Regions from separate parts of the Homo sapiens genome. Here region 2 is linked to region 1. A link is a loop called in an ENCODE intact Hi-C map of the cell type or tissue named here. Cell type or tissue: psoas muscle. All regions are shown on one strand. Links, peaks and the distances in the headings refer to the core of each region. The heading gives the core; the rest is flanking DNA.

Region 1 (10,500 bases), core at 3,801-6,300:
TCTTCACCTTCAAGATTTCTCAGCAAGTGCCTTTGGAGTGACATTATGAACTCTGATGTAGATGTCCCAGTGCCAGGTAAAAGAGAAGAAAATCCTTTATGCCGATTTGCTTAACACACAGCTTTGAGGGGACAACAGGAGTCAGAGTTCAATGTGGCTTCTTTCTAAATTAGACATACTTCTAATGATGAGAATGAGAATAAATTCGATTTCACCACAGACCCTGGGAGTGTGGATGGCGGAGCCTGGAACCAGCCTGGCACACACGTGACCCTCTCAGCAGGGCCAGGCACAGTGTGTTTGCAGGCACTGACATCTGTCTTTGACCCCGCCTTCTCCACCCCATTGTGTAATGTTAATATCTTGTTCCACCAAGAAATCCCGGACGAGCTCTGCTGCGGCCTCACAGGAAGCTCAGAGTCCAGTTCAAGTCCTCTGATCCTCATGTTTGCTGTTACTCTGGGCCTGCAGGTCCCTCAGACTCCCCGCAGGCACCCCCTATGTTTGGTGTCCAGCTTGCTTGCTCCTCCTCCACGGGTCCTTGTACCAGTTATTAGCATGAGACCACTTCCTGTCCAAGCACTGCCAAGTCCCAGATAGGCAACTCCCAAGGAAGAGACACAGAAGCTCAATGCTGTACAAAATCCTGTGATCTGGGGTTTTGGGGTGACAGTGTAGACCTTCCCTTCTGGAAAGCAGTCGCCTCCATCCACTTGCCCCACAGCTGCCCACGTCTACACAGGGCCCCGCAACCAAGATATTCTGGCAGAACTCTCCGAAAACTTATTTAGTCAATAACGATGTATTTTTAAGGTTTCCAAGCCCAGTTTTTGCTCAGAAAGTAACCCCACAGGCTCCTCCACACTGGTACAAGAGGACCACCTCAAGATTGGACATGATCTGGAGAAAGGGTGGGGGGGCTAGAGATTGGGTTATAAAAACTATTGAGCCACGGGGTTTGGAGAGCTTTCTGGGCGGGTGACCACATCGAGGTGCCATGAGGATGGAGCACCGTGGGAGGGCATGAACACTCCACTCCACATATACCCTACCCCTTGCCCTATGCATCTCTTCCATTTGGCTGTTCCTGAATTGTATCTTTTATAACAATCAACTAAACATAAATAAAATGTTTTCCTGAGTTTTGTAAGCCATTCCAGCAAATTACCAAACTTGAGGAGGAAGGTCATGGGAACCCCCAATTTATAGCCAGTCAGTCAGAAGTACGCATGACCTGGGATTTGCAACTGGTATCTGAGATGGCAGCAGTCTTGTGGGACCGAGCCCTTTAACTTTGGGAGCTGATAGTAACATCAGGTAGACAGTCTCGGAATTGAATTGAACTGTTGGACACCAAGCTCATGTTAGAAAATTGGTTAGAGTTAGAGAAAACACCTCAGAAACATCCATGACTCCACTCCATAAATTCCAAAGCAGTAGAGTGCCTGCTTTTCCAGGAGCCAATTTACTTTGCTATGCCTTTGCCAATGGAGAAAGTTAAATGCAAACACCCCCAAAGGCCACAGACCAATAAGTCATAGTCCAGTGTTTGAGGGATGAGGAGGTATGTTAGTTTCCTCAGGCTGCCTAACAGAATGTCACAGGCTGACTGGCTTAAACAACAGAAATGTATCTTCTCACAGTTATGGAGACTAGAAATCCAAGGTGAACTTGCCACTGGGGTGCTGTCTAGTGAGGGGTTTCTCCTTGGTTTGCAGATGGCCACCTTCTCACTGTGTCTTCCCATGCTCTTTCCTGTGTGTACCTGTCTTCTTTCTTTAAATTTTTTTTGAGACGAAGTTTCACTCTTGTCACCCAGGCTGTAGTGCAATGGCGCGATTTGGCTCACTGCAACCTCACCTCCCGGGTTCAAGCAATTCTCTTGCCTCAGCCTCCTGAGTAGCTGGGATTACAGGCATCCACCACCACACCCGGCTAATTTTTGTATTTTTAGTAGAGACAGGGTTTCACCATGTTGAAGGCTGGTCTCAAATTCCTGACCTCAGGTTATCCGCCCATCTCGGCCTCCCAAAGTCTTTCTCTTCTTACAAGGACATGAGTCCTATTGGATTAGGGTTCCACACTTAGAACCTCATTTAACCTTAATTACCTCTCTGAAGGCCCTGTCTCCAAATAGAGACACGCTGGGGCTTAGGGTTTCAACATACTGATTTGAGGGATGGGGAGGACACAACTCACTTCATAACAGGAGGAATGCCTCTATTTGTTCTCCAGCACCAAGCTGCACCACGGCTTCCAGTTACTGGATCAGAGAATTATAGAACATTAGAGGTGGGAGGAACATTAGCTGCTTCATCTAATAGTGAGGAACTTGGGTTCCAGATGGGTGAAGTGGCTTGCTCATGGATATAGCTACTGAGTGGTAAGTTTGAGAATGGAACCCAGACTCCCTCCTTCCAGGTCAGCGCTCTTCTCCACTGACTTGCGCAGGCTCCCAAAGGGAGCTCCTAAGAGAAGACATCAAGGGTTCAAATCTTGAGTTACTAGTAAGGGAGGGCTTTAGAATATTACCTGCTATCTTATCATGAAAGGTTTTCCTCAAGGGAGCCATGAAATATATGATCAGTAAAAACTCAGTATATATTCCTAAATACAAATGCTTGGGATTTTCTCCTGTCAAACTGATGATCATGGTGCTAGCCAAACTGGATTCAAAGATTTTAGCCAACTGTGTATGTATAGCATGAGCAACTCCCCTGAGCTTATGAAGGTTTTCTCAAACTTACAGGGGTGTCAGTGACCCCTCTTATTCCTTGACCTCATCCCCCAGGAAACCTACTATTACCGTGGTACAGCCATAAAGACCTAGCTTCCTCCCCTCCCCTGGGTCATTCTCAAATCTCTTCGGTCAATCAGGAGTCAAATGACCAGGCTTGCCTCTATGCCAGTTCCTATTTTTGTCCTAGCTTTGCAGAACCAGGTGCTTCTTGCTGGCAACCAAAAGCAATTCTCTCATGAACCTCAAATCGTGCTGACAAGACACTCACATGGCCAAGGGCCATGTGAGGCAACAGTTCTCTGGAAAACTCTGGAGTGGTTTTCCAGGACCATCTTGACACCAACAGCTGAGCTAGGTGTCCCCTGACAGCTGTGCTACCCCACTTTAGCACATCGCAGAAGCTGAAACCCAGGACTCCTTCCAGACCCCGCTTTGTGCATTCTGTATCAGCCCTGATCCTTACCCATCTCTCCAGGACTCATCTTCTCTAATTCTCCCCAAATACTGCAGCCCAATTAGCCTCTTGGATTACTTTTTCTATTTCTCTTCTTCAAAATTAAAAAAAAAAAAGAAGTTGAAGGGTTGTACTGCGACCATAATTAATCTTTCCAATTCGTCCTTGCACTGTGGGAAATAGCTTATCCCAAGTAATGGAAGGAGAAAAGTCTCCTTCCCTTTTTCCTGAGTTTAGTGGTCTTGTCATGCTCCAGCCATATGATTCTCTGCACAATCACCATCCTACTCCACCCTTGGGGGTAGGAGGAAAGACAGAGCTTGCATCCCAGAGTGCTGCCCCTCCTGTCCCCACAGGACCAGGGAGGAATCAGAAAACAGGGGCCAAGTCCATTGCTGTACTGGGAAAATGACACCCACAGTATTCTATCCCTCAACTCTACCATGAGTTGGTGAGTTGGCACATTTGGTCACCTTTAGCCTAGCTTCTAAAATAAACCTCCACAGAAAACTTAATAATGGAATAGGTACAGTTTTGTTACTGTTTTCCCCTCTTGACTCCTCCAATGGGTGCCTCTTCCTGGATAAGGGGGATGCAGGCACAGTGCCGTACTTGCAATAGAAAGAAGGCTGATGTTGGACACGGAATCTGAGCTCCTGAAAAGTATGAATATGATGCATGGCACGTAGAGCCAATCCAAGGGAATGGGCAACGCCTCTTTGAGGAAGTGAGTTTTAAGCTGAGATATAAGGAATGGAGAGGAGTTCCCAGGGCACAGAGAGTTTCTAGCGGAGCAGGCAATAGATGCAAATGCCCCTAGTGATGGAGACCACAGTGCTTTCCAGAAACCGAAAGAGACTCGTGTGGTTGAACCAGAGAGAAGGAGAGGGAGCTTAGCATGGAAACAGGCAGGTGAAATAGACATGGAGATTCAAAGGAAAGAAGCTAGCTATGAGGCAGCCTTGTGGGAAACTGTGTCCTCTTTCTGCATGAAACTCTCTTGAACTGCAGACACAGAACATAAGGAGCACCTAGGTGGTCCTTTCCAGCAGCGTATCCCCTCTTCCTGTGACTTTCATTTCTTTTCAAACCCAGAGCCCACCTCATTCCCTCTAAAAAGTCCTCCCTGATTTCCTATGTCTACTGCCCACCTATCTGTCCTGCCCTTCACAGCACTTCCCGGTTTCCTTTGTCACAATCAGTGGCTTTCCCTACCCTAGTTGATGCTAAAAATAAAGCATTAGAACAATAGAAAGCAGAAATCACTGCAATTCCTGGTCCCCTTTTCCTGTAACCTGAGGGAAAATGCAAGCCTCACAGGATATTTCAAAATGATGGCTTCGTCTTTTAATGCAGAGGGAAGAATTTCCTGGCTATTAAAAACACTTTAACAAATGGAATCCAGGCACCCAGGTCCTTCCTCATGCATGTCTCAATACAAATTTCCCCCCTTGTTCCAAAGAAATAATTATTTATCATCACAAAAAGTGTTTTATCTACCAAAAACGAAAACAAACATACTGAAAAAATGAAAAATGGCTTTTGTGGACAAAAAGGAGGAGGTGTGACTAGTTTAACAAAAACATCAGCTTTGTGTCTGATGGTATCACAGCCTACTCCCCTGTAACTGCAATGAAACATATAAACCCATAGATGGCAGAAGGTGACTGCTAAGTAAATACCTAGTTCCAGACCTCACAGAATCAGGTCTAAACAGCTCACGGCGGGAGCTTCGCGTCCATCCATCTTTGCAACAACCGCCGTACTGGTAGTGTAGCTTCCACTTCCCTATTACAGTTGGATAATCATAGAGGAGGACTCAGATTTCACCATTTTCAAAAACACTTTCTGGCATTTTAAATTCCATGCTATATGAAAATTAGCCCAATTCCTCACATCCTGGTGCAATCATCCCAGTCCCATCTTCAGTGAGCGACATCTGGTACACATGCACTACATTAGAATCCCAACTAGGTAGGCACCGTGGCTTATGCCTGTCATCCCAGTACTTTGGGAGTCCAAGGCAAGCAATTCACTTGAGAGCAAGAGTTCAAGTCCAGCCTGGTCAACGTAGTAAGACCCCATCTCTACAAAAAATAAAAATAAAAAAATTAGCTGGGCATGGTGGCACACACCTGTGGTCCCAGCTACTCAGGAGGCTAAGGCAGGAGGCTTGTTTGAGCCCAAGAGGTTGAAGCTGCAGTGAGCTATGATCACACTATTGCACTCCAGTCTGGGCCACAAAGCGAGACCCTATCTCTAAATAAATAAATAAGAATTCCAACTCTTCCTCATGTCTGTCCTTGGCCTCTGAACTCCCTCCATGTTTTCCACAGTCTCCCTCAGTTTTAGTGCCAAGACCTGGCCACAAACACCAAATCAGTCTGGGCAGTGACTATCAGAGCTGCAGGGTTTACTTCAGTTTATAGCTCTAAGTCTTGATTATATTTGTTTAGTGATAAGAGTTTATCAAGCCTGATCTTTGCTTTAATGAATCCTCACAATGGTGCCATGCACTCAATTCAGAAGTGAAACAAATTTAGATGCCAAGTGGCTAGCATTTTCTAGCCTGTGACATTGGGCCAAAATGGTCCAATGAATTTTCAACCCATCCAGCTGTGCTTCCCCATGTATTCATGTGTGTCCTCCTAAATTGGTTCCTTTTTTTTTCTTTTTTTCTAATTTCCAAAGTTTCCGTGGTGATCCATGGTCACTTTGCTATTAACTATTATTGTTAAGATAATTTTATTCAGGTGTAGTGGCACGCGCCTGTAGTCCCAGCTACTGGGGAGGCTGAGGCAGGAGAATCGATTGAACCCAAGAGGCGGAAGTTGCAGTGAGCTGAGATTGTGCCACTACACTCTAGTCTGGGTGACAGAGTGAGACTCTGTCTCAAAGAAGAAAAAAAAGAGAGAGAGAAAGAGAGAGAATTTCCATTTCTTAGGTATAATCAAAATGTCAACACTACTACCTTGACCCCCCCATTACAGAGCACTTCCAGGGTGCAGGTACCTTCCTAAAGTACTTGCTTCTACATGTTAATTCAGGTAATCCTCACAACAACCATATGAACTAAGCAAAAGCATTGTTATTAATCCCCAATTTACAGATGAGGAAGCTGAGCACAGAGAAGTTTAATAATTTCAATGAAGGTCACACAGAAAACAGTAGAGTTGGGATTTGAGCTCAAGCCACCTGGCTCTGTCTGCCATGTTCTTAACCACTATGATAAGTCTCACTTTGAACTATCACAGGGGCCCAAAATGAACAAAGTTCATCTTCTCTCTCCCTGTTGAATTTGTGACAGGTTGGTTTGAGGGTGAGCATGGGAATGGAAATAGCTACTGTCTGGAACCTCATGGTGTGGTCTTTACAAGTCCAGACTGATCAAAGAAATCGACTACAGGCCCAATAAGACTGCCCACAAGCACTTGGTGAGCCTTCCTAAGGGCAGAGCCAGAAGTTTGATTAGTGGAGCTCTGGTTACCAAGGGTAGAGTGGGGTATATCGCTGGCTTAGCCTCCTATTTTTGTTTCTCATTTCTAAAATAGGGATAATTCCATCCAGCTCACTTCAGCATATATTGAACAGAAATCCCTGAATAGATACAGTGGGCAGCATCAACCAGCTAGAGAGTCACCTGGATCCAGAGGAGGCAGCCCCTCTAGATCAGTTCCAACGTTGGCTTCAACAACTACAAGTCTGTAAAAACAACATAAAATACAAAATGTAAAGGGCAACTGGCAGCTCCTCAAAAGGTTAAACACAGAATTACCACAAGATCTAGTAATTCCACTTCTAGGTATATACACAAAAGACTTGAAAGCATGGGCTCAAACAGATACTGGTACACCAACATTCCTGGCAGCGTATCCACAAGAGCCAAAAGCTGGAAATAACCCGAATGTCTACCGACAGGTGAATAGATAGACAAAATGTGATATATCTATAAAATAGAATGTAATCCAGCCATTAAAAGGAATGAAGCTCTGATACATGCTTCAACCTGGATGAACCTTGGAAATACTATGCTAAGCAAGATAAGCCAGACGCAAAAGGACAAATACTGTATGAGTTCACTTTCATGAGGTACTAACTTCATAGAGACAGAAAGTAGAGAAGTTCCCAGTGTCTGAGAGCCAGGACAGTGAGGAAGGAGTTACTGTTTAACAGGTACAGTGTACTATTTGAGATGTGGATAATGGTGATGGTTGCACAACATTGTAAATATATGTAATGCCAATGAACTGTACATTTAAAAATGGTTACAATGGTAAATTCTATGTTATGTATATTTTACCACAGTAAAAAATAAAATACAACTTTTAAAAAATGTGAAGTGCCTGGGACATCTGGGAGACCCTGCCAGTTACCTAGCCAATATCTGTTCTCCTCTTTTACTTTATTAACAGAACCTTGATTTGGTGGCGACAGCAATGAGCACGGCTAAAAATCTGTTTCCCAGGCTCCCTGCAGATAGGGGTGGCCACATGACTATAAGCTGTCCAGCGAGATGTAAGCTTCCAGTGCTTGAGTGGGGTTTCTGGGACAGTTCATTAAAAGGTAGGAGCGGGAGATGTCAATTCATCCGTCATGCTCCCTTTCGCCTTTGACCCCTACCTCCTTCTTCCAGCATGAAACAGGCACAATGGCTAGGACTCCAGCCACCGTCTAGGAGGACGGAAGTCAACACTAGAGAGGCAGAGCAGAAACAGAGGCTCCTGACACAAAAGGCAGTGCGAAACTGCTATACCTTTCATGGGATGCTTATCCCTGAACTTCATGGTACCTGAGGGAAATGAGAACTCGTCTCTGATTTAAACCAGTGTTTTTCAGGTTTCTGCTACCTGCGGCTGAACACAACCCCTAACTGATTATTCAGCATGTTAACCGCTACTGCTGTCATTGTTGCTATTGGTTTTATTATCAAGAAAGAGGTGCCCCAGACCAGGGTTGTTCTGACAATGTCAGAAACACTTAGAGGACCCGAGATGTGAAATGAGTTGTCCACAGGCATAATTCATTCGAAGCTGGAGGATCTGCAGAAACAGCCCTGCCTGTCCCGGTGCCACAGATGCCATCATAAAAAATGGAGACATCATGGTGGGTCCCCTGAGGCAGCCATTTTGATTGACGTGCTTTCTCCTCAGAGAGTGAAAGTGTGAAGAGTTTTTTCTCTGCTCCTCAGGGTAGACAATGGACTGGGAGGCATCTGGCTCTTCCCTGCTAGATTTAAAGAGAAGCTGAAGGTTTCTCTAACCACATTTCTCCAGTTCTGATGAAGAGCTCACCAGCATAAACTAGCTGACATCACCGGGGTGAGTCACCCACCAACTCACAGCTCTTTAACTTCCTCTGCTTCACTGACCTTCGCCTGCACTGTGCCCCATGCCACCCACTTCCTGGTGCGGGCACACCCTGGACCTTGTCCTCAGCAGGAACTGTGCCACCAGAATCTTGATGTCTGCTATTCCAGGCCTCACTGCCCCACCCTCCTCTTCTACTCCCTACCCCTCCACTTCCGTTCTTTGGCCTCCTAATGGTCAATCCCATAGGAATGTATGTTAGGTCCAGGAAATTCTGCACTATCTATCAATATTTCAGATGCATGTGTCATTCAACCCAGCAATTCTATTCCTACGCACTTACCCTACAGATTCCTGTAATGCTCTCAATAACACATGCACAAAAATACTTAGTTCAGAAGAAAAATATTTTTAAACAATTTAAAAGATCTGTTAAATTGTTGTGCATCCATTAAATTGGGTGCTATGCAGCCATTTTAAAAACTGAGGCAAAGCTACATGCAGTAATATAAAAAGTTCCCCAAGATACATTTGTAAAAGGAGCACAATATATTATATGCTACTGCTTGTGTGGGGCAATTTATGTAAAAACATAAATATGTATGTGTACACACATACATACACATATATATTAACTGTATGTGTAATATGTATACATATGTAATACCTACCTGTACAATATGTACACACACACACGCACACTCAACACCATTGTACTGTCTCTGAAAGGATATACAAGAAAGTGCAGCAGAAGACAGACGTGGGTGGTGAGAAAAGGAGACTTACACTTTTCACTGTGTACTTTTATACTCGAATTGTATACAATGTGGAGTATTACCTATTCAAAATAGTCTTCAAGAGGATGTTCATCAAGAACTTTTCCTTGGCCGGGTTCAGTGGCTCATGCCTGTAATCCCAGCACTTTGGGAGGCCGAGGCGGCCAGATCACTAGGTCAGAAGTTCCAGACCAGCCTGGCCAATATGGTGAAACCCTGTCTCTACTAAAAACACACAAAAAAATTAGCCGGGCATGGTGGTGCATGCCTGTAATCCCAGCTACTCAGGAGGCTGAGGCAGGAGAATTGCTTGAATCCAGGATGCGGAGGTTTCGGTGAGCAGAGATCGCGCCACTGCACTACAGCCTGGGCAACAGAGGGAGACTCTGTGTCACAAAAAAAAAAAGAACTTTTCCTCTACTTCCTAGGGGAGAAAGTAGGGAAAATTTTTCCTCATAGCTTCACTGCCTCTCTGCCCCAGCCACACACCCATCAATCTACTGTAGCCCATCAGCCACTGTGTCAATCAGTAGCTGACACAGTCACTGCCCTGTCTTTACTCCTTCAGGCCTTATCTTTCAGTGGGCACTGGTGGACTGGATTTCCAGCAGCCCACCAACTCTTTGTCTGTGGCCTTTCTCTAGCCACCAGAGTCATGAGCAGCTCTCCACCCATGAGCACCCCAGAGCAGACCAACCATGGCTGATGGGAATTGGGTACACTGGTGAACACGGGTGCCCGTTGGGGGAGATGACTCTGGGGTGTATTCCACACTGGCTCCCAGAGGGCCTCAGCAGGATTAAGCTCCAGTTGTCCACAGTGCACACCCTTTGTTGGCTTCTTTCTATCCTCTGCCTCACCCCTCCCCTCCTCTGCCAGGATCACCTCCCAGTAAACTTCTTATTTGGACCCAGAGACACTCATAAAGAAAAGATGATGTAACAAGCTGTAGGGAGAGACGCTGGGACAGAGTCTCCCTCATAGCCATTGGAAGGAACCAAACCTGCTGACACCTTGATCTCAGACTTCCAGCCTCCAGAACTGTGAAATAATCAATTTCTGTTGTTTAAGTCACTCAGTCTGTGGTACTTTGTTAGGCAGCCCTAGCAAGCTAATACAGGATAGGTATCCTGTATCCAAAATGCCTGAGACCAGAATTACTTCAGAATTCAATATTTTTTTTCAGATTTGGGGATATTCGCATTATACTTACCCATGCAGAGC
Region 2 (10,500 bases), core at 4,023-6,522, 130 kb after region 1:
GGACACACTCACCCCCTCACTCACTCTGCTATAGACTCATGGGCATTGTTCTCTAGCCTCTAAAACACCAATTTATTTTAGGCCTGAGGTCTTTAACATGAGTTTTTTTCCTCTAAAATGTTCTTCCCCTTTACTCATCCCAGGCCTTTTCCTTCCTCCTGACAGTTATTTCTCACCCCCTATGTACTTCCATTTCATCCTTACCTCAATATCTAGTTTATTTTTCATAACTGGCCACATAAAACATAATTATTTTATGTATTTTGTTTATTTGTCTGACTCTTCCATTAAAGGCTGAACTTTTTTTTTTTTTTTCTTGAGACAGAGTCTCACTCTGTTGCCCAGGTTGGAGTGCAGTGGCGCAATCTCAGCTCATTGCAACCTCTACCTCCTTGGTTCAAGTGATTCTCATGCCTCAGCCTCTCGAATATCTGGGATTACAGGAGTGTGCCACCACGCCTGGTTAATTTTTGTATTTTTCAGTAGAGATGGGGTTTCAGTATGTTGGCCAGGCTGGTCTCAAGCTCCTGGCCTTATGTGATCCACCCGCCTTGGCTTCCCAAAGTGTTGGGATTACAGGCACGAGCCATCGCACCCAGCCAAAGGCTGAGCTTCTTAAGGGCAAGAACCACGTCTGGTTTGTCCACCTGTGTACTCCAGCAGCAATACAATGCTTGGCACATAGCAGGCACTCAACAAAAATTTGGTAAGTGGATTAATCAATAGTGAGTATTCCCTCTTATAATAGGGGAATATTTTCTATAATATACAATGTACACTCTTGGCTCCTACATGAGAGCAGTCGTGGAAGGTAGTGAGCTGGGTGAAATATCGAATATTCAAAAGCATCTCTCTATTTTATGGACCAGAAGTGATATCTCATTTGGCCTAGTTTGTCTGTCACCTGTTGATCCAGCTGCCACAATTCACCCTACTTGTTGTGCCAGAATCTAACAACTGGGGTGGATAATTCTTATTCCAGGAAAGATGGTGATATGAAGCACAGAGCTGTTTAATCTCTGGAACCATGGAGTTTGGCACCTCAATGATGTTCCAATCCTGGCTGGCTAAGCACTCCTTCGGGCAAACTCTCTCATGTCAGTGTCATGGTACAAGTCAACTTTTGGGTGGTAGTCACCTTCCTGCAATTCACTTCCTTTGCAAGCCATTCATTCATCCAACAAGTGATTAATGAGAATTTTACTCAGTGATAGGCCCATTAGTATGGGCTGGGAAGACAAAGACAAAGCATTACCCTCAAGTGGCTCGTAACAGACAAGGAAACCAATGACAACTTGCACAAGGTGAGGTTCTACTTTCACATTGAGAGAAGCAGAGCACATTATCCTGGCTCATAAAGAACTACCTTTCTAAAATATCTATAAAACTATTTAAATGAACCAACCTGCTAAGCACACCCACAGATATGTTCATGTGTATGTGTAGATGTATGTATATATTCACATTTGCTGTCTCTCACAAGATCCTCAGAGTATCAAAGAGAAAATGAATCTCCCTCCCAGGGGCATATGAACCAGACTTTACCATTCAACGCAATTACTGTTGCTTTAAGAGAATGTCTGGAGCTGCTGCGCTGCCCAGCCCAGTAAGCACAATGGAACATTTTCCTTGAGATTACCTCACTCTTACTGACCCACACAGGAAATAATTATTTTGGTAGTCACCAGTAAACAGTGAAACACACTTACTTGAAAAATAAGCTCTTTTTGACCCTGCAAGACAGTGGCTTCACAAGTATGGCTGAACCTAGTTTCCATCCAAATTCAACAATTTTGTACGTAAATGGTGCCTTATTCTTGGATTGTGGGTTCCCAGATCCAGACCACACTTCAGAGTTCTGCCAAAATGTCACAGCAAACAGTGGTTTCCTTGTATTTCTGGCTAGAGAAGAATGTAGCATCAAAGAACTATCAGATTTCTTTCCCAAGATAGAATATGAAAATTCCACAGATGCCCTAGCAACACATTTAAACACTGTAGTCATGTCTGAGAAAGTGCTGCTGCTCTTTCAGACGTCAATCATTGGGTGTGCCGGAGAAATATGGCAATGTTTAAAGGAGTAAGTATCAGTCTTGGGCAGGATTTTTGAGTTGAAGTGAAAAGTCTAGATCTCCACTCCCTTTTCTGAGGCCTAATATCATAGCCCTTTCTTTCTCTATGTAAGCATAAGTGATGCCATTTCTGGATTGTATCCTTAAAGGGAAGAGGCAGGCCATATGGACTGGCAGATTTACATGATAGAAGGCACCTGGGTTCCAGATCCTTGGGCTGCCATACTAGACCTGGGCTGCTTAGGTCGAGATTTTTAGATGAGACAGGAGAAATCATCTCTATAGTAGTCCCCAAAAGGCTGCACCCTCAGTGGAAACTGCAGAGTGTCCCAAGAACCTATCTCTGAGAGAAGTAAGGCTACCTGTTGAAAACAGGTGACTTGGGGTAATGACACCATGTTCTCAACTAACATTGACTCTATTCTACTGAAATCCAAAGTCACTGAATTAGGATAAAGGCTTGACCTCCTTGACAGAGACCCAAAATAATAGCAGTTTAGGTACACTAGATGGTTTCCCCTGTCTCATCTAACAATCTGGAACTAAGCAGTCCAGGATCAGTATGGCAGCCCAAGGGTCTGGAACCCAGGTGCCTTCTATTGTGTAACTCTGCTGACCTCAGACCTATATGGCCATGGCTGTTCTCAGCTACATGTTGGGAATTCTGTTACTATAGAAAAAAAAAAGGATTGATTTGGGGGATAGCCAGTAGTTTGCTACAGTCATCAATTTTCAGATAACTCCTTTGAATGATGGACGAGACATAGACTCTTTTGTTGCAAAGCTATTGCAGTGTGCCTCCCTCCAAAACTGCTCCATTTATCAGACTAGCTGCACCATCATGACACACTGGTATGCCTAAGCAAGGAAAGGCTGTGAGAGTAGAGCTACTGTGTGTAGTAACCCCTGACCAGTTGAGTAAGCAGGGCTGTCCCTCCCCCTGGGAAACTCCCTTGCTGATGCCTCTGCTGGGTCTAAGAGTGTTACCTTTTTCCTGTAGACCAAAGACTCTGCTTTGATGACCATAAGCCCCAGAGGTTATTCCATGGTGTAAGAATGTCCTTGTCTCACTCTGTCTTCTCTATGGCCCTGATAGGTGAGCAATCTAGTAGTGAGTCAGAGACTCAAAGCTCCCAGGCAGTTTCAGCTTTGGAAAGGAGAGAGGGTTTCTCCAACGCTGAAACCCAAAAGGAGTAAAGTAAAAGAAAGGGGCTACATGGCAACTTGGAACTTTTGTGTGGATTTCTGAGGTCACTCCAAGAAATAGGTTATGTCAACAGGAAGCTTGGGGGTAATTGATCCAGCCCTCTTCTTGGGTCATTTTGGAATGAGACTCACTAACTGCTAAAGCTATAGAGAATTCCTGAGCAGGGACTTCCCAGAGATTTTCCTTCACTACAGAGGAAAGAACGAGGGGCTCCATACTGAATGGATTAGAATCCCACCTTCTGTTTACCAAACTGCAGGATATGCTTAATATCCTGGCATGAATAGGCCATCACTTGGCGGCGGCAGACAGCACCTGTTTATGGTGTCTAGTCTGTTCAAATGAATTCAATGACGCTCTAATATCAAGTAATATAAAAATACCAAAGGTATGGATGTTCAATATCTCAAAGATCAGCTGAGAAATGAATCAGTATAGGGGGCCAAACTGAAACAATTTCTATTGAGAGAGAATGAAACAGAAGTGAGTTTGTTTTTGCGTTATTAGCAGAAATTGTGATATATTACTACCAAATTATGATTAAGTCATAGCAAAAAAAGTATTTGAGTTGAAAAATATTAATTCTCCTTTATGAAAAAACAAAATATCTTCTAAACATAGATCTACAAACTATAGAAACTTTGAGATTTAAGCAATCTCACAAAAGTTGATTTTAGTGATTGTATATAGTACATGTGTGGTGGCTGATATATAATGTTCACACACACACACACACACACACACACTACAGGGTACAGGACAATAAAATCTTAACAATGATTTTAATTACGAAACTCTTCCAAATTCCAATTTAGGTCTCTGGTCAGGGAACATTAGGACATCCTTTTCCTGTTTCTGCCTTGTCCAAAAGCTGGGACAAACTCTTGGAGGGGGTCCAGGATGTCAGGAAGAAATTATTTTAAGTGTTGTTATGTTTGGGAGGGGCAGCAAGGCAACATGAATTGAGCTCTATATCTACATCCACGTATAGCAAAATAAAGCATGCCCCGAAAAGACTCTGCTTTGTTCATTTCTGGCAGTGGGCAAGGGAAATTGCACAAATGTCCTACACAAAACCTTAGTCACTCCTTCCTTCATTCCCTTAGCACGGTATATGTCCCTCCATTAGCACTTACCTCATTCATTACACTGTAATTATTTGCTCACAGGCCTGTCTCCAGCATTGGCCTGTGACATGGGAAAGAGTTAAGAATACTAGCCCCGGAGCCAGATTGCCTGGATTTGAATCCTAGCTCTGCCATTAACTAATTTCTGTGACTTTAAGCAAGTCCCTTAACTTTTCCAAGCCTCAGTGTCTCCATCTGTAAAAGTTAGTAATTATCTGTTTAATATGATGCCTGTGAATGTTTTAAGACAAATGAGTGAAAACTACATCCCATTTTAAGGCACATCTTGAATAACTGTTAGCTGTTCTTAGTATCACCATCTAGAGATAAACTGCATCCTTTTCATCTTTGCATCCCCAGCCTTCATAGTGTGGCTAACTCCTGAAAGTCTGTAAGTTGAATGAACTAAAGAATGAGAAAATGTGGTGGAGAAAAGGCAATCCCCTCCAACGCCCTTAATTCACTCCTCTCCAAAGCAGCAGAAAAGCCTGGTAAGTTTTGAAAGAATAGGTATGTGTGGCCCAGCCCCACCCGGCTTCCTCTTGAGCATAAGCTGCCTTCATGGGGCCCTTGCCAGACTCTACCCTTCCAGCTTTGCCCTGGTGAGTAATAGGCCTACCCCTTTCTTCCCCATCTTCCCCTGGGGGACCAATTGCCCACAAAAAGCAAACACTCAAGGCTGGGTACAGTGGCTCACATCTGTAATCCCAGCACTTTGGGAGGCTGAGGCAGGCAGATCACTTGAGGCCAGGAATTTGAAACCAGCCTGGCCAACATGGCAAAACCCCACCTCTACTAAAAATACAAAAACTAGCTGGGCACAGTGATAGACGCCTGTAATCCCAGCTACTTGGGAGGCTGAGGCAGGAGAATTGCTTGAACTCAGGAGATACAGGTTGCAGTGAGCCAAGATTGCACCACTGCACTCCAGCCTCGGCAACAGAGCAAGACTCCATCTCAAGAAAAAAAAAAGTAAACACTCTCTACTTTCCTCCAGGAATAGACTCTCCCTGACATGGTTTGGTGCCATCTGAGACTGGGTAGGAAAGACTGATGAATTCTGGGCTCGGCTAGTAGATTTATAGGTCCTTACACTAAGCCATTCCTCCAACCTAACTTGACCAATCACTAACATGGTATTTTGGCTTTCATCTGCCAGTCATTTGGATCATTCCCCAGTATGTTCTGTTTCTTGGGCCCTCTCCAAAACTCTAACAGTGGCTTAATAACAAGAAGTATTTTTTAAGATTTTTAATTTTTCAGAATTTTAATACAGGGCTGCTCCTGGGAGAAACTGAAAGTACCCAGATTTCTGGAGGACTAACAGTCGAAAAAATAGGGTACTGGCATTAGCTGGGTGCAGTGGCTCACGCCTGTAATTCTAGCACTTTGGGAGTCCGAAGCAGGTGGATCAAGGTCAAGAGATCGAGACCATCCTGGCCAACATTGTGAAACCCCATCTCTACTAAAAATACAAAAATTAGCTGGGTGTGGTGGCGTGTGCCTGTAATCCCAGCTACACAGGAGGCTGAGGTAGGAGAATCACTTGAACCCAGGAGGCAGAGGTTGCAGTGAGCCGAGATTGCACCACTGCACTCCAGCCTGGTGACAGAGCGAGACTCCGGCTCAAAAAAAACAAAAACAAAAACAAAAACAAAAACAGGGTGTTGGTTGTTCTCTTTTTGCCTGTCCAGATCTATTTTTAGCTCTTCTCTTCTTTGCTGCCTCTCAGGAGTTGACCACCTTGGACCGCCTCATCTAGGCTTTCTTGCCTTCTGGCTTCCAGCTGGGCTCCACCAATTGCAGGAGATTCAAGGGTGAAAAGAGAGAGAGACCAGAGTATTTGCTCTGTCTACTCTTTCCCTAAGTGGTTGCATTCCTCTACTTATGTCCACAGCTCCTCTTGGATGCCCCTCTCCCAGGGCTACTGTTCTTTCTGGGTCTCTAACACCACTCACTCTCCTTGTCCCTGCAGGCCTAGGAGCAGAAGTAACAGCTTCCCAACATTGCTAGTCCCCTAGGTGCTTTATCTTCTTTGTTAGTCCCCTTAATCTTGCCTGCAGCCCTACAAGGAGTCCCTTTGTTGAAGTCTATTTCTCTTCAATAAAACTTTTGACTGTGCCTTCTCTTTCCCACTTGGACCGTGATTGAAATAACTGATGAAGAATGACAGGAAGACCCTTTTGGGGATGGACACATAGGTCATGCAAAGCCCAATGTCAATTCACATTTGTCTCATCCAGAAAAACTACCCTTATTTTTATTACACCTCATCTAGTAGCCTTCTGATAGTTTGACCTTCCATGTTGTTCTAGCTAAAGACATAGAAGACTTTGGTCAAATCATCCCTATATACAGAGTCTTGTGAGAGTTCAATATCTCTTCTCAAATCAATAGATACTAAATGGAAAGTCAAAAGGAAGTGGTTGTGACAGAATTAACTCCGTTTACTTTTAGTTCTCCAGAAAAAAAAAAAAAAATCAGCTGGGCGCAGTGGCTCATGCCTGTAATCCCAGCACTTTGGGAGGCCAAGGCAGGCAGATGACCTGAGGTCAGGAGTTCGAGACCAGCCTGACCAACATGGAGAAACCCCATCTCTACTAAAAATACAAAATTAGCCGGGCGTGGTGGTGCATGCCTGTAATCCCAGCTGCTCGGGAGGCTGAGGCAGGAGAATCGCTTGGACCTGAGAGGCAGAGGTTGCAGTGAGCCGAGATCGCGCCATTGCACTCCAACCTGGGCAAGAAGAGCAAAACTCCGTCTCAAAAAAAAAAAAAAAAATCACAAATTTGAAGGGGTGGCATTCTAAGATGAAGAGCTCTAAGATCTGGGTTCAAAGATAAAGAATCTGAAGTTTAACAGGCACAAGCTTCTGAGAATACAGCCACTAAGTGAGCTTGGATACAGACTCAATTTTTATAGTCTAACTTTCTGATCTATTTCCATCTGCCCCTTTATATTTTAACATGCATGACTATTGACCTGTGTTTACAAATGAAGGCAATTTCTCACAACCTAAAATTTTAATACAAGAATAAATTCTCACTCAAAGGATAACATCAGTAAAGATTAGTTCATTGAGGCTGGGTATGATGGCTCATGCCTGGAATTCCAGCACTTTGGGAGTCTGAGGCAGGAAGATCACTTGAGGCCAGGAGTTCAAGAACAGCTTGGGCAACATAGCAAGGCCCTGACTCTAAAAAATAATTTTTCTTTAATTAGCCAAGCATGGTGGTGCACACCTGTAGTCCTAGCTACTTGGGAGGTTGAGGTGAGAGGATCACTTGAGCCCAGGTTACAGTAAGCTATGATGGAGCCACTGCACTCAGCCTGGGTGACAGTGCAAGACCCTGTCTCTCTAAGACACAAACAAACAAAAAAGATTACCCCATTGAGAGAATTCTAAAAGGCAGCAGCTAAACAGTAATTACTCTTCTATAGAAAAAGTGGAAAAAAAAAAACTCAACCACCTTGGTCTAGCATTCCAAACCTTTTACAATCCAAAGCCATCATACTTCCTACACTCTCTGACATCAAAAACACACCATGCTTCTTCCTGCCATTTGGCCTTTGCTCACTCTGTGACTCATAACCTAAAACACCTTCCCCGTCCTCTCCATCTATCCCACCTGATTCCTCAGATGCAATCCCCATTCCTCCACGATGCTTTTCCAACCATGGCAACACATGATGTTTTCTGTTCTCTGAGTATCTCTGGCACTTACCGACATCATTTACTGAATTACATGACACTCTATTCTTTGACCATTTCATTGTCTTCCTCCAATTACATTCCTGGGGTAATTCTTGGTGATTTCAGTATCCTTCCAATAACCTGGCCTCTGCTGTCTTTTTATTTACACCTATTTAGTTGTCCTTTACAGCACTTTAGCACCTAATCCCTTCTTGTCATTACCATTATTACCATTAACTGAACCCCCTTCATAATCTTAATTTCAAGTATTTCATCCTCTAATCACAATCTGCAATATTTCAGATGACTCTGACTATAACCCAATGCCCTCCAGTTGACAAAGCCTACCATCTTATCATCACCTCTCAAGACCTTCATGTTCTTGTTTTTCTCCTTAACCAGCTTAAAGTCCAATATTCATCATGATACTCATTAACCTATTAGGTACACCTTTAATTCCCTGTACCTTCTCTACCTCCTTCATGCTCTGCCTATTCTGTACCTGTATTTGAACATGGCTGGGAACAAGCATAGAATCACTCTGACTGTTCTTAATTTAAATTGTGACTTTTCTTGTTGACTCTTTCTTAAAGCATTCAATTTGGGTTTTGTAGAAACAATAATCCTCTTTTCTTTTGCATTAATATGCTTACCTCTTATTTCATTAAATAATAACTTAGTAACAAATGCAACTGGTATAAATAAATTTGGGAATAAACCAAGTTTACTCTAAGTAAGCATAAAACTGAAGAGAACAGAAGCGTAGGGTATAACAGTGAGTAGCCTACTAACATAGAGTGTGCAGAGTGCCATGGACCTCAGCGGGATGCATTAAAGAGGATGTGGAGAACCTCTTAATCTGGCAAGTCAATTAAGTGAGAGTCAGTTATGAAAATGTCTACTGTACATGTATCCCTGAAACTATAGATTCTGTAAATTAAAATCTGCAGGCTGGGCGTGGTGGCTAATGGCCTGTAATCCCAGCACTTTGGGAGGCTGAGGTTGGCAGATCACGAGGTCAGGAGGTTGAGACCAGTCTGGCCAACATGGTGAAACCCCGTCTCTACCAAAAAAAAAAAAAAAAAATTAGCCGGGCGTAGTGGTGTGCGCCTGTAATCCCAGCTACTCGGGAGGCTGAGGCAGGAGAATTGCTTAAACCTGGGAGGCAGAGGTTGCAGTGAGCCAAGATTGTGCCACTGCACTCCAGCCTGGGCAACAGAGCAAGACTCTGTCTCAGGGAAAAAAAAAAAAAATCTGCAAATAAGCAAAAAATGATTTACCTCTTACCACTTCATTTCCAATACAAATAGTCGATCTGGGGCTATATTTGTTGGGTTTATAGTAAGGCTATTGAGAAGCCTATCCATTTGCCTCAAGCTTCTCCACCATTTGGTAGTCATGGTACCATTTTGGCTTCATTCAATAATGGTCATTTCCTAGTTGGTGTTGCAGTATAAATATCAAGCTCTTTAAGATAAAGTAGCTTCACCCAGAAGTAAATTACCTCCTCTACAAAGCATGAAGATACAATTAAAGCCAGTGTCTCTCAATCATTTGTTTTCATTATTGTTGTCCCTCTAAAAAACATTTTCAGACATTTTTTAATTGCCCCCCACAAAATTTTAATATCATATAAACTATGTATCTGTTTTATATATATAATATATATATATATGTATCTTTATACATGAGAAAGTAAGATTACATATACTCACAACCAATTTTCACTTCCTTGGGGGTGACATAGCCCCTGTTGAGGATGCATGACTCATGGCATATGAAGTGCAACCTGTTATAAGGTTCTTATTTGGCTGTCCTCCATGGTTGACAAGGTAAACACAAACGGGAGGCTCATTTGGGGAGATGGAGGTAGTCTACTTTAATGGTGAAGCTGTGAGTAGTGACCCATACTTCTATTTTTTTTTCATTTCTTTTTTTTTTTTTTTTTTGAGATGGAGTCTCACTCTGTCACCCAGGCTGGAGTGCAGTGGTGCGATCTTGGCTCACTGCAACCTCTGCCTCCTGGGTTCAAGCAATTCTCCTGCCTCAGCCTCCCAGGTAGCTGGGATTAGAGGCATGTGCCACCATGCCCAGCTAATTTTTATATTTTTAGTAAAGACAGGGTTTCTTCATGTTGGCCAGGCTGGTCTCGAACTCCTGACCTCAGGTGATCCACCCACCTCAGCCTCCCAGAGTGCTGGGATTACAAGAGTGAGCCACCGCGCCCAGCTCACTTCTTTTATTCTTTCTTTCTATCTCTCTTGCTGTCTTTATTCTTACCAACTCAGCTCTCATATTTTTATTAAAATGGTAAACAATTCAACACCAGACTAGGAATAAAGGAGACAGTATTTTCAAACATTTTACAATATTAAACAACAGTAGCAAATATGCCTTTCC

The links. Hi-C counts contacts between places; a loop is a spot of excess contacts. Peaks named below come from ENCODE experiments on the same cell type or tissue, not always from the same donor. Only the 100,000 strongest peaks of a DNase experiment are listed, where the experiment ranks them.
Region 2: a loop joins it to region 1, with 2.8 times the contacts of the local background. A loop is called at or near these places in 17 of 110 quality-filtered maps.

Annotation. Positions count from the first base shown.
Region 1 is chr2:203,809,829-203,820,328 of GRCh38, reverse strand. No RefSeq gene overlaps it. Among named protein-coding and RNA genes, the nearest start is that of CTLA4, 53 kb to the left of the region's middle. RefSeq lists an enhancer at 7,934-9,133. In psoas muscle, for the core only: a CTCF peak has its summit at 4,843; a DNase peak (open chromatin) is centred at 4,918; H3K27ac peaks cover 714 bases.
Region 2 is chr2:203,676,664-203,687,163 of GRCh38, reverse strand. No RefSeq gene overlaps it. Among named protein-coding and RNA genes, the nearest start is that of CD28, 25 kb to the left of the region's middle. RefSeq lists an enhancer at 3,035-3,084. In psoas muscle, for the core only: no CTCF peak of the experiment used is centred there; a DNase peak (open chromatin) is centred at 5,293; H3K4me3 peaks cover 480 bases; H3K27ac peaks cover 2,500 bases.